Regions from separate parts of the Homo sapiens genome. Here regions 2 and 3 are each linked to region 1. Evidence: chromatin contacts called from ENCODE Hi-C data. All regions are on one chromosome and are shown on one strand. Each heading gives the region's core, a stretch centred on a gene start or an enhancer-like site at or near the end of the contact. The rest is flanking DNA. Distances are from core to core; before and after follow the strand shown.

Region 1 (4,715 bases), core at 1,478-3,977:
CCTGCGGCTGCACGAAGTCCCCAGTCAGGTAGGAACACTGGAGGGGCTGCTCTCAGCCTTGAGAATCTCAGCAGCCAAGGAGCCACGCCCCTGGTGGGTCGGGGGACCACTCAGACGGGTGGTGACCAGGCTCTGTTATGATTTATTTTCTCTTAATGGTAAAGTTGTGAGCAAGTCTCAACTCTCATTTCTTCTTAGAGAAAATATAGGCAAGAAGTGGTCACAGAAATAAAGCTGGAGAGGAGAGTCCTTTTTTTGGGTAGGGTCCTAGGATCCATGAAAACGTCTCCAGATGGCAGATCGTCTGGAGGGAGAATCCCATGGCTTATCCTCATCTAATCGGATCATCTATCTGCTTAAATGCTATCCCAAAGGATATGTGTCTTGGCTGGGTGAGACAGTGGAGGAAACCCCTTTGATTTTCTTGATGAGACTTCTCTTCCTTCAATGTAGATTCACAGAGAAATGATGGTTTAATAGAGAGATCTAAATTATCCAAAATTAACAACTTGACGTTGATGGTGTTAGCCTCATAACTACTGATACAGAGACAACCAGAGCTAAAGCATTGGCTTTTAGGCCCCCTTTCTAGGACAATATGCTTATTTCCAAAGGAAATGCATTCTCCCATCCAGGTCATATCTTCTGGCTGTCCCAAAGCCAACACTGGAGCTGGTAGAAGGGACTGAGGTATGATTTGTGTCATGCCTTTTTATTTGTCAGACCAGCAAATGCCATACTTGACTCATAGAGTGAGCTTGGGGATTAAATGAGATCATATATGTAAAACAGCAGAGTGCCTAACTTGTGACAAAGACTTAACATTTGCTAACCATTTGGAATGGATGTCTGGTTTGGGTCTGTCTAGCACTCCTATCTCCTTTGGAGAACAGTCCCCCTTCTATTCCACACTGCCTTGGTGGGCATGGTACCCTTTCTCCTGAATGCAGCAAGAGAGAGTTAGGCCCACATACAAGGACATGCAGAGATGAGAACGGGATAGACAGAGAGAGAGTCCTGGCATGTGTGAGACCAGACATGGTTCCTAAATCCCAGATTCCTATAGCTTCTTTTTCAATTCTGAGTCACCTTGGGCCAAGCCACAGAGGTGAGCAAAGAGTTCCCATTTTACTTAAGCAGCCTGAGTTGAGGTTCCATAATTTGCCATTGGTCCCATGAGGATGTGAGGCCGTGATGCCGTAAGTCCACGTGGCAGGAGAACTGGGTGGACAGTAACCTTTTAGGTGCCCACAACTGAGAAGTGAGAATGTTCTCAGAGCACCCCTGGGTCTTAGTCACTGACATTTAAACAGGCTGCAAAACATCTTTCACCTGCCTCTTACATGCCCTCTATGAGTTACATATTGTGGCTTACCACCGAAAGTAACACCTCCCTTCTGAGTCTCAAAGACAGCAAGGCAAGCTGAGAACTTGGAGATGTGTATTAGTGAGAGGAACCTCCCACTGGTTTAGATCAGGGAGGACATCCCGTGGTCTGCTCAGGTCAGTCATGCCCCAGGCCAGCAGCTGGAAGGACAGCAGAGTGGGCTCAGTGAGCAGTGAATATAACCCAGAAAATAGATGTTCATCTCAAGGGCAGTCTCTGGGCGTCATGCATCTTTGGACCCCCAGGGCTGAGTGCTGCATCAAGGAGTCTGAAGTTCTTTAAGGTCCCAGTGAATGGAACGGAATCTGCCCCAGCTGGTAGCGTGTCCCCGGCTGCACTAAATGAGATTCTGTGGGGTACGGGGAAAGGCATGAGAACTTTAGGCCCCTGAGGTCAGGGAGACACAGCCAAATAGCTCAGATACAAAGTGTCTTGGCAGGCACAGAGGGGTGTAGCAGTGAGGTGAGTGGGCGGGGAGGGGGTGCATTTTTTGCTAGTGTGCCCAGTTTTGTTGACAAAAACGGTAGCATCTGAGCAGGACCTTGACCAGCTGGTGGGATGCAGGGTGAGTGATATGCGCAAGATGTGGTCCTGGGCCAGCACCATCAGCATCGTCTGGGAACTTGTTAGAAAGGCAGAGTCTTGGCCAGGCGTGGTGGCTCACGCCTGTAATCCCAGCTCTTTGGGAAGCCGAGGCGGGCGGATCACAAGGTCAGGAGATCGCGACCATCCTGGCTAACGTGGTGAAACCCCATCTCTACTAAAATACAAAAAATTAGCCAAGTGTGGTGGCATGTGCCTGTAGTCCCAGCTACTCAGGAGGCTGAGGCAGGGGAATCGCTTGAACCCGGGAGGCAGAGGTTGCAGTGAGCCGAGATCGGCCCAGTGCACTCCAGCCTGGCAACATGGGACCAGGCGGGCAAGGCAGGCAGGCATCTGATTGCAGGATCCCCAATACCAGATTTTAGAATCATGTCATTTTTCCATACCACTGAGAAGCTCCTGAAAGTTTTTGAAGAAGAGTGAGTCATTCATTTATTCACTCAGCTAATATTTATCAAGCACCTACCACGTGCCAGGCCCTACACTGGGCACCAAGATCCAACAGTCAACGTGCCCACATTAGCTAAGGGCAACTTTTAAGCAAGGGCTTATTCAGAGACAAGATTGCTATTGTCTGTGTTTTCCATCTGATTTGCGAATGGAACATACACCTGCTGTGCTCTCCAGAAACAACTCTGCTGCTTGTCTCTGACAGAAGCGCTTCAGTTGAGCATTTATGGAAGTTTCTAACAGTGGTGATGTGAATGGATGACAGAAAGCAGGCGCGTGCGCACACGCAGTTTTCAAAGGCTGGGGGCCAGTGGGAGAACGCATTTTCTTTCAGGTCTGTGCTGCCTGCCAGGGAGCTGCTGTTCTCGTGCGGCATCTTAAGATGGCCCTGGCAGCCTTTGGCTTTTGCCTTGTGAGGGTCAATGGGCTTCAGGTGTTTCTGTGTTGATCTAACAGTTTCAGGAAGCCGTGGGCTGGGAGGGTGGGGGTGAGCGAGGGGAGGAGTGGGGAAGGGAAGGAGGAAGGCTGTGGGTAGCTTCTCTTCTGTTCTCACATGACAGCTCTGATGAAATTAGAGTGTGATCTCAAAGACAAGCTGGTCTTTTCATCTGAATTAAATGAAATAGGCCAATATGCTCTTCTAGAAGATCAAACATACCCAGGACAATGTTCAATCCTCTTTCTTTGTCCCACTTTGGGACAAAAACCAAACTGGGGAAAAGAACGGGGAGGCTGGAGCGCCTGCTGGGGCCCCTTCTCTGCCCACACGGCTCCTCTTGGGTTCTGGGCAGGCTGAGCTTAGCGGGCATTGCCCTCTGCTGGGGCATATCAGGAGAAATGAGCTAAGGCCAGGGGTGGTCCTATCAGGTGGCAGAGGACAGGATTTGGACGAGTCGCAGGGCTATTACTGATGGAGATTTAGCACTCTGGCCTCTGAGAAAACAGCCAGGTTTCTGATCTGCCCAAGCCCTCTGTCTCTCCTGTCAGGGGCCTTCTCAGCACCCCCTAAACATTCCAATTCCTCTCCTACTCCAGTCTATTCCCTTCTTTCTCTGAATGGTCCATAGCTTATCCCAGGTCTGTGGGCAGAGGGGAAAGAAACAGAAGGGAGAGCTGAGAAATCTCTCCCGCCCAGCACAGTCGGTATCACAAGCTCTGTGTCCGGTTTCCTTGTCCTATATTTGGTAACACGACAGTGGCCTTTCTGACTGATGCGAGCCCCTGTTCTCTTCACTCCCTGGGGATTGCTGATAGGAGGCCAGCATTTCAGTAGGCAGCGCATCATCAGCCCTACCACGGATCTTATTTTAAACTAATTACATTACTGAAGGGTGGGTAGGAGGGAGGAGAAGGGGTAATTATAACCGGGGAATTTTTTTTTAAAGGCCTAGTTTCAAAAATCTCAGACTTAATTTAGTAAATTTCAATTACAGAGAGTTACTAAGCTGAAGATCATTTGCATTACATCCTTAATTACTACTTCATTTGTATCTGAGATCATCAATAGAGATTCTTGGGAATGTGTACTTGGAATAAGTGATTGATCCTAATGAGGCCTTTGTTCCTCCCAAGCCTCACTTAGGAAGCTATTTCTTCCCTCTTGCAGAGGCACAGAGTTTGCCAAGCCAGGTGGAGACACCCTAAACTAGAAATGGAGCCTGAGGTTTTCAAACTGGTTTTGCCAGAGGCTGCAAGACTCTAAGCTCTGTCCTGATGTTCCCCAACAGGCATTAATTGCTCTCCCCTGAATGCATTAGCACTGCCAGACTATTACGGATGATTAGCCTCCGTGCCCAGCTACAAACGTCCATCTTTCTTAGTTGGTAGCAGAGGAAATAGCCTTTTAGGACCTTCTCCTTGCACAGGATGGATGCCGTCCTGGACCTTCCTGCTTCTGCGTTTCCCGCCACCTTTAAAGAAAGTGCATCCAGCAGTCCTGGCCACTGGGTCTTTATTGGAAAAGCTGTTTTCCAAGATGATTTAACTCTGAAAAAAAAAATGAAAAGCCCACAAGAACTGAAGACCCTGTGTGCGTGTGTGTGAGTCTGTATTAAGACCCCTTTTATAGGAGACAGACTCCTTTTGGGGAAGAGGGAGAGGTAGGGAAAGGACGAAGTGAGTAAAGGCACTCTCAGCTAAATCCTGCATGCCCATAGTTCCTTCATTGTATGGTACCTCACACCCTTACAGGGCTTTACCGAGCGCTTGTTCATCTGTTAGCTTACAGGTAAGAGAATCATTGTCCTCATTCTCTGAGTGAAGAAACTGATGCTCA
Region 2 (4,614 bases), core at 56-2,555, 600 kb after region 1:
GCTCCTAGTACTGATGGGGTTCAGGCACAAGGAGGTTGGATACTGGCAATCAGGAAATGAAGGGCAATGTCACTAAATGGCTTGAGTCCCAAAGAGATAGTCATTTATTTTAATTTTTTTCTAGAGAAAAACAGTTTAGATGCATTCAGACTATTTTCTGTTTTTTCATTCACATGTTATTTTTTATGGAATGAAATCTATCAATATCTTCCTTTATGGTTTGGGTGATGTTTCAGGGTGTTCAATCATCCCCATTTGCATGGAACTGTTCAGTTTTAGCACTGAAAGTCCCACATCCTGGGAAATTCCTCAGTCCCGGGCAAATCAGAACAGTTGGTCACCTTAGAAGCCATGGACTCTCATACTTCAAAAATTACCAATAGTCTCGCAACCAGTTCTCTCCTTTCATTCTCATCCCTCCTCTCTTGCTGAATTATTATCCAAAATACAAAAGAACAAACTCACAGACTGGTAGGAACCTACATCTTTAATCCTAACCCCCGTTACCTGCTTTGGATATCCAACACTCTAACCAAATAGGCTTAATTAAATATGATTCCCCAAACACCCCCACCCCAGGTGTCTCAGTCACTCTGTGCTGTTATAAATGACTATATACTGGGTGGCTTAGACAACAGAGATTTATTTCTCACTGTTCTAGAGGCCGGGAAGTCAGATCAGGGCGCCAGCATGGTCGGCTCTGGTAAGGGACCTCTTCCTCGTTTGCAGATGACCATTCTCTCGTTGTGTCCTCACATGGCAGAGAGGATAGAAAGCAAGCTCTCTCCTGTCTTTTCATGAAGACACTAATCCCATTCATGAGGGATTCACCCTCATGGCCTAATTACTTTCCAGAGGCCACACCACCTAATGCCATCACAATGGGGACTGGGCTTCAACAAGTCGATTAGGGGGAAGGGGGGAGCCACAAGCATCCAGTCCATAGTACCAGGCTCTCATATCTCAGGCCTCTGTTCCTGGTCTTCTCCTTCCCTGAATTTTCTCTCCCTTTGCAGCCTGCCTGCCTCCCATTCTTCCTTTCAGACCTTCCTTTGAAGCAACCTTGTCTAGGAAGGCTTTGCAACCTGAACTCTTCCTCCTTAGATATTTATAGCTCTTTGAGCTCCTCTATTAATTATAACAAGGTAGTAAGTGACAGAACATCTGACACCAGATGGCTCAAACAAACGAAAAGCACCCTACCTTTGGAAGGTAGATCCACATTCAGGCATAGTCGGATTACAGGATCAGAGCATAGCCATCCAGATTCTGTATCTCTTCCTCCATCTCTCAACTCTAGGTTACCTCTCTCCTCGGGCAGCCCCTCCCCTCACAGCTGTAAGAGCATCGGCAGCTTCTTGGGCTGCATTTTTTCAGGGTATGGGAAAAGAGGAGGAGTTACTATATCAACATCCCCAGAGGCTGAAAATGCCCCTGACTGGACCACTTTATTCCATCGCTGTGGTCAGGAGGTTGTGCAGGGCCATGAGGCTGCACAGGTGGTTGTTATGCATTGCATGACACCAAGAGGTGCCATTCACATAGTCTGCAACACAGCTACCGGACCGAGCACACCCTTTCACCTCTCTGGGTCTCAGTTTCATGAGTCAGATAAGAGTGACAAATCTGAGGTCTCCTTTAGTCCTACAGATCTACCATTCCACCATTCTGTGACCTCCTCTGTTGAAATAGTATTTTAGTGGTTTGGCTATCTTTCCATGAAGAGTTCTTAAACTCTCTTTTTATCTATGTTCATCCCCCTCCAGAATAACAAGTGGGTGGTAAGCTTTTTTAAAAAGAGGAAGCAGAGAAGCCCAAAGAAATTAAGATGTAAAAATAGTACATTGTGAAAATTCTCAGTTCCGTGTTACCACTGGTCATATCTATTTGGCTGGACAAGTTATAATGTAGTCGCCATTTGCTGAGTGTTTGTTACATGCTTGCTTCTAAATGTTCCTTGTGTGTTACATCTTCTAGTTTCTTCTGGTGACCCCCATGGACTAGATGGTACTGTACCTGTTGTTCCCATTTTATAGACAAAGAAAGTAAGCCCTGGAAAGTTGCTCGGGGTGCATGTTCACCGAATGGTGGCATCTGGATTTGAACATATGTTTGCTGGGCTTCACATTTCTCTCTGACCCAACACACTGTGTCACTCCTTCGTCAGAGTCTCTGCTGGAGTTCATCGAGTCTCAACTGGGGGCTCTAGCCCAAGGGAGTGATGTACTTGCTGGTTCACAGGAACATGAGTGTTTTTAAAAGGAAGATTCAATTTTAATATAATTAATAATTATAAATAATAACAATTTTATATTTGGAAATTTTTATTTTCTGACAAAAGTATAGAAAGTAAAATTCAATAAAATACTCTTGGCTGGTTGCAGTGGCTCATGCCTATAATCCCAGCCCTTTGGGAGGCCAAGATGGGTGGATCACGAGGTCAAGAGAGTGAGATCATCCTGGCCAACATGGTGAAACCCTGACTCTACTAAAAATACAAAAATTAGCTGGGTGTGGTGGCACACGCCTATAGTCCCAGCTACTCGAGAGGCTGAGGCAGGGGAATCGCTTGAACCTGAGAGGCAGAGATTGCAGTGAGCCGAGATCGCACCACTGCACTCCAGCCTGGTGACAGAGCAAGACTCCATCTCAAAAAAAAAAAAAATACTCATGGCAAGTGGGGACACACAGACAAGAGAGATGCTTCTTCATGTATCAGAACCTTGGGTCAGGGATGACCTTTGAGACTTGTATGTCGATCTGAAGAAGAAATTGTTTTTAAAAAGCTGAAAAGCACAGATCGATACAATAATGGGCAGGTCTTATTTTAGTTAGTATCTGTTTCAATTCAGTCTCTACTTTGCTGCCCAGGGCTGTGTGTATGCCACTAACCTTTCCCAGGGAGTGCTGGTCAACCAGGAGAGCAGGCTGGATGTTGTAGGGGAGCCCTGCCTCTCCAGGCAGCAGCAGGTAGGTCAAGACTCAGACAGCCTCTCTTCCAAGCCTGGCTTCCTGGATCTTTGTCCAACCCTAACGTGTGATGGGAGGTACACAATGCAAAAATAACCAAAGAGACCTAACTGGGTTGCTGCTGAAAACAAGGGCTTTTTCATATGAAGATGTCACATTAAGGAAAGAATACCATGCAAGCTGATAGACGACTGTTCCGCAGGAAGGTGGAACCAAGGTGGTCCCTGCTTGTCCATGCATGGGGCACCATCTCTTGGTGTTTCTAGAGTAATGAATAAATGTTCTTGTATTCCAGTGAGTTTCCTAGTGGATAGTTCACTGACCTGTTTATTTGCAGGCCTAGATTCTTCTGTGTAAAAATGGAGACTTCATTTTGCCCTTGGCTTGAACTGGTGCTCAATACCCACAAGTCCTACATGATTCTGTCTACAAACTCGGTGGCGGTTGTTGGTGTAGTCCACCAAGTGTTTTTAGTACTCCACCTGGAACATGGAAAGATTATACTTCCTCCCCCCTTGAAGTTGGGTGTGGCCACATCATTTGCATTGGTGAGCGAAGGTGAATGGAACTGAGGTGTGTCACTGCCAGACAGGAGCTAGTGCAAGATTCATTCATCTTGCTCATTCTGGCAAAGCAACCAGCAACAATGGAGGCAGGGAAGCTCCATCAGCTTGAGTGACTCTGAGTGATATCTTGACATCACTCTGAGTGACTCTGACAAGCACAGCCTCCTTGTGGACTCCTAACGGACATGCAGCATGAGAAATAAATCTTTGTTCCTTTAAGCCACTATAATATTGGGATTATCTGTTACTGATACATAATCTAGTCAATGCTAACTGACACAAACTCCTGCTCCCTCCAAGAATGGTACCACCCCATACCTCAGTAATTAATAATCCACTGTTTTCCTCTAATTCATCACTATTTCATGCATTTTAGGTTTGTGCCTACAACTGAACTGTTTGAAACCAAGCCTCACATGTTATGCTTCCATATCCTTCACAATAGTAGAGTGTAATGGCTAAGTGCACTGGGTTTAGAGTCTAGCAGAACTGGGTCCAAACCCAGACCTATTCAGTGTGACCTTGGCCAAGTGATTTAACCTAGAGGAGCCTCGGTTTCCTTATTCCTAAAATGGGGATAACAAGGCAGCCATCCTAGGATTGCCAGGAGCTTGGGATTTATTAGATCCCTGGGACTTAGCAAGAAGCCTGACGCAAAGTACGAGCCTAATGGTTTAACTTCAACAGTGCTGAACACACATGAGGTGCTGACTTGCTGTGTGATTGGTGCCTCCTTTTGATGAGCAGAGTCTTCCAACTTTGGGCCCACAACCATAGCAACTTATAAGTCCCCCCTTAGAACTAATAAGCCCTCAGATATTTGGAGACAGCTCTCATGAGTACCATTCAGACATATTCTTGTAAAATAACATCATCAATCAAAACCACAATGAGATACCACTTCATATCTACTAGGATGGCCACAATGAAAAAGACAGACAATAACAGGTGTTGGCGAGGATATGGAGAAAGTTGAACCCTCATACGCTGCTGGGAGAATGTAAAATCATGAAGAAGTTTTGACAAACAGTCTGGCAGTTCCTTCAGCAGTTAAGCTTAGAGTTATCATATGATATAG
Region 3 (4,415 bases), core at 1,916-4,415, 690 kb after region 1:
TTTAAGGGATGCTCAACCTCATTAGAAATAAGGGAAATGAAAATTTGGTTTTATCAGGCATTGATAATGGTGAGGGTGAGGTTTCTCAACCATGACACTATTGACATTTTGGGCTGATCAGTCTTTGTGGGAGGCTGTCTCATGACTGTAGGATGTTTAGCACCATCCTGGCCCCCACCTGCATGATGCCACTAGCACCATGCCCCAAAAGTTATGACAACCAAACTGTCTTCCAGACAAAATCATCCCTGGATAAGAACCACTGTTGCAGAGGGAAGATTATTCTCCTGGACTGCTGGTGGGAATGTGATATGGAATAACCACTTTGGAGAACAAAGTGGCAGTATCTACTGAAATTTAAAATATGCACATCCTATAACTTAGCAGTTCACTTCTTAGCATCTCTACCTAGAGAACAAAGGCATGTGGTTACCACAAAGTATGTTTGCAGTGTCGTTTGTAACGATAAACCTGGGAACAACTTAAACATCCACCAACAGGACGATGACAAAATAACCTATGGTATTTCCATTCTGAAGATAATATTTAAAGACAATGAGGTAAAGGTGGAAACAACCCAAATGTCCATCATTGGATGAATGGATAAACAAAATGAGATAGAGACATACAACAGAATATTATTCAGCCTTAGAAAGGAGTACAATTCTAGCTCATGCTCCAATGTGGATGAAGCCCGAAGACATCATAAGTGGAATAACCTAGACACAAAAGGACAAACACTGTATGATTCCACCTTTGTGTACCTAGAATAGTCAAATTCAGAGAGACAAGAAGTAGAACAGTGATTCTCAGGAACTGTGAGGAGGGGAAAGTAGGCTGTTATGTTTAATGATTTCAAAGTTTGGGATGATGGAAAAGTTCTGGATTTGGATAGTGATGATAGTTGCACAAGAATGTGAATGAACTTCATGCCACTGAACTCTACACTTAAAAATGGTTAAGATGGTAAATTTTATGTATATTTTACCACATTAAAAAATGAATGGGGTAGATTTCTATGTATTGATATGAAAAGATTTCAAAGATGTAATATAGGGTGAAAAAGAAAAAAACACATAGATTTAAATACATACCTATGTATCTAATTGCATAGGAGGTAGGAGTGTCTATTTGAGGAGGATCCTGGCTTAAGGATGGTACTTAAAGAGGATTTTGGTGTCATCTACGTTTTAATTTTTTGAAAGGAGAATGTATTCATGTATTACTATCGGGTTTTTAATTAATAATTACTGCTTAGAATATCTCTAGAAAGAAAACTCAAGAAACCAGTGACATTGTCTCCAGGGAGGGGAAATCTGGGTGCTTGGGAGAGAGATGAGAGGGAGACTTCACTCTGTTCACTCTTTTGTACCCCTTGAAATTTGAACTATGTGACATTATTACCTACGCAATTAAAATTTACAAATAAAGTCAGCAGTTAGAAAATTCTTCCTGAATTTATATTAATTCAAAACAACTGACTTTTGTTCTTTGTAGCTCCCACAGTCCATTCCTTCCCATCCTGCCTTTAAAAAACTCTCACGCTCCAGGCGTGTTCCCAGAGTGTCATTGTTAATGACTTTTTCCCACGGAATCATGTTGTCTAAGCCACAAAGAATTTAAAACTTCACAAAAGTCCTAGCTTTGGCTCAATTTTCTATCACAGCCACTCTGTGAAATAGGTGTTAGTCTTTTGTGTTTCTAAGTTCTCAGAACAAGCCTGAGCAAAGCCAAAAGTCAGGCTTACAGTCCTGGAGGCTTTGATCTCGATTTCCTTGCCTTTCCTCCTGGGAATCCCTGTGACTGGTAGCATCCTTCTGTTAAGGACATACTGTATCCAAGGGGAAAGACGTCTGGGTTCTGGTCCTGACTCTGTTACCCTTGGTGAGTGGTCAGCCTCATTTTACCCAGTCTCACAGGCTGTAAAATGGGGATGGTATAACCCTGACTGTTTCGGTTCCTCGGGGTTATCCTAGGGAGAGATGAAGACGGCCTGGCTGAAAGTCCCTGCATTCTGCCTCAGGAAGGACCTGCATCTCTCACCCCAGCTTTATCCCCCACTGATGAGTACCCTGTGCTTGTGCCCTAGGTACGTACCTGTGGGCATCATGTTCCTTGTTGGAAGCAAGATCGTGGAAATGAAAGACATCATCGTGCTGGTGACCAGCCTGGGGAAATACATCTTCGCATCTATATTGGGCCATGTTATTCATGGAGGAATTGTTCTGCCACTTATTTATTTTGTTTTCACACGAAAAAACCCATTCAGATTCCTCCTGGGCCTCCTCGCCCCATTTGCGACAGCATTTGCTACCTGCTCCAGGTGAGTGGGTTTTGGGTCTCTTCACTGCTCTGAGCCATGTTAACATGGAACCAGGTGAGCCCAGTGGTAGATGCACAACCAGTGTCTTGACATACTTTAATTCCTGGAAAACTCTAAATCGGTCTTCTGTTATTTTTTTGTTTTTTCTTCTTTAAGAGACAGGATCTTCCCGTGATTGCCCAGGCTGGTCTCGAACTCCTGGGCTCAAGTGATCCTCCCACCTCGGCCTTCCGAATAGCTGTGATTACAGGCATGCACAGCCACACCAAGCCTCACATGATTTCTTAAAATGACCAGCCCCAAAGCTTTTCTGTATTCCCCTGGGGTGGGTTTCTGTTTCATTTACTATTCTACTGAAGTTACCTCATTCTCTTCTCCCTCTTGCTCCTTAGAGGTCAGCAGATCATTAGTTAGCCCAGCTGCGGGTCCCTCACCCTAATTAGGAAGACCTTTCCCTGAGTAAAAGAAGGCAGCCCACCTAACTCAAAAATGCATTGCAGGGAAGTTTCTAGAATGGTTCCTGCCCAATTCTCCCTTTCTGGATATGTGAATTAGAAAACGAGTCTGAGGCACCGTGGTGAGGGATGGATGCTTAGCCCTCTAGGAGTCCACAATAGTGTGGGATTGTCTCATTTGGCACAAGAGATGCATCCTGTCATTCACTGGAAAACCTTAAAAAAAAAAAAAAACACTGGGTTTTCCAAATATGTTAAAACTTTCAAAGGACGGCAGCACGTCGTTTCATTCACACATTTAGTTTTGCCTCTACTGCTCACTTCCTCCCAATCTGGATGGCTATTTATATAACACAGAGGTGGGAGTAAAAAAAAAAAAAAAATTAGGGAAGGAAGTTCCTCTGGCCTAGACAAAAACCTGTTTCTCAGCTGCACCAACTAACCTCTGCAGAGCCCGCAGAGCCAGCTAGAGGGAGCAGGTACTGTTCTTATGGTTATCTACTTAGTTATTCTTCCAAGCTCACAGAGCCATTTCTGGGTTTTGGCCTAAAAGAAAAAAAAATCATAGTTTACCATTTACTTTTGGGAGGGGAACACTCAAGAGAGGAGATGCACATGTAGAGAAACTAGTTGTTTGTTCTCTCGGGAACGTTTTGCACCGGGAGGCAATGTGCAGTTCTTAAGAAACTTGGAACACGTGAATCCAAGTAAATGACAGAATAGGTAAATGAAGGCAGTCATATTTTAAGTATCTTGGGAGTTGCCAAAGCCTCATGTTGTGACAGAAGTTTTAAAGTGATTCTGTTTTTTCCCTTATTTCAAGAGAAGAAAGCCAGAAACGAAGATGGTGCTAATTGCTCTGTTCTGGGGTCTGAGACAAGACACATGTTAGCCTGCCTCGGACTGTTGTCATGTCTGGCGGTTTGTTTTTCCCATTTCTAGCTCAGCGACCCTTCCCTCTATGATGAAGTGCATTGAAGAGAACAATGGTGTGGACAAGAGGATCAGCAGGTTTATTCTCCCCATCGGGGCCACCGTGAACATGGACGGAGCAGCCATCTTCCAGTGTGTGGCCGCGGTGTTCATTGCGCAACTCAACAACGTAGAGCTCAACGCAGGACAGATTTTCACCATTCTGTAAGTTCCTCATTCTTTCCCTGGCTCAAAACTGAAGGCTTTTCTTGTGATTTCCTTTGAAAAACCAATCTCACCACAACTTGGTGTCTCGCTCATAAAATGAGGACAGTGGGGATTCATTACTTGAAGAGCGTGTGTTGACTCTCAAGGGCGTAGCCAGCAGAGCCTATGGTGGGGCGGTTTTTAGTTTCCAGCCACATTGCAGCTGCATGGTCTGCATTTCTCTGTGTCCACTCCACGCTCTATGTTAATGGCTGGCCCTGCTCTGCCATCCCTTAGAGTGACTGCCACAGCGTCCAGTGTTGGAGCAGCAGGCGTGCCAGCTGGAGGGGTCCTCACCATTGCCATTATCCTGGAGGCCATTGGGCTGCCTACTCATGACCTGCCTCTGATCCTGGCTGTGGACTGGATTGTGTAAGTAACAAGTCCTGAGAACACCAAAAAGAGTCTGCACTGAGTTCCCTAGGAGCTTAGCACTGCTGGGCCTGGGCCATGCAGAG

The links. A loop is a pair of places that touch in the nucleus more often than their neighbours do. Pooled maps may share reads with other maps.
Region 2: a map with no recorded cell type shows a loop between it and region 1 (10-fold over the local background). The contact joins the promoter of LINC02245 here to the enhancer-like site in region 1. A Hi-C loop is called at or near these places in 7 of 37 single-sample maps with no recorded cell type and 4 of 50 pooled maps.
Region 3: a loop to region 1 is called in a map with no recorded cell type, with 2.8 times the contacts of the local background. The contact joins two enhancer-like sites. A Hi-C loop is called at or near these places in 2 of 37 single-sample maps with no recorded cell type and 2 of 50 pooled maps.

The regions. Positions count from the first base shown.
Region 1 is chr2:64,324,869-64,329,583 of GRCh38, forward strand. No RefSeq gene overlaps it. Among named protein-coding and RNA genes, the nearest start is that of MIR4433A, 14 kb to the right of the region's middle. RefSeq lists enhancers at 732-841, 892-941, 1,562-1,671, 3,011-3,170. Within about 2 kb of position 2,728, at least 24 of the 41 ENCODE cell types and tissues checked have a DNase peak (open chromatin) inside an H3K27ac peak, as active enhancers do.
Region 2 is chr2:64,931,142-64,935,755 of GRCh38, forward strand. It overlaps LINC02245 (long intergenic non-protein coding RNA 2245), which reads right to left and starts at 1,306. Exons shown (of 3, transcript NR_036586.1): 1 at 1,204-1,306. RefSeq lists enhancers at 1,681-1,820, 1,861-1,930, 1,971-2,120.
Region 3 is chr2:65,014,351-65,018,765 of GRCh38, forward strand. SLC1A4 (solute carrier family 1 member 4) reads left to right here. Exons shown (of 8, transcript NM_003038.5): 5 at 2,090-2,323; 6 at 3,721-3,915; 7 at 4,195-4,329. Among named protein-coding and RNA genes, the nearest start is that of LINC02576, 14 kb to the right of the region's middle. RefSeq lists an enhancer at 2,676-2,755. Within about 2 kb of position 3,166, at least 8 of the 41 ENCODE cell types and tissues checked have a DNase peak (open chromatin) inside an H3K27ac peak, as active enhancers do.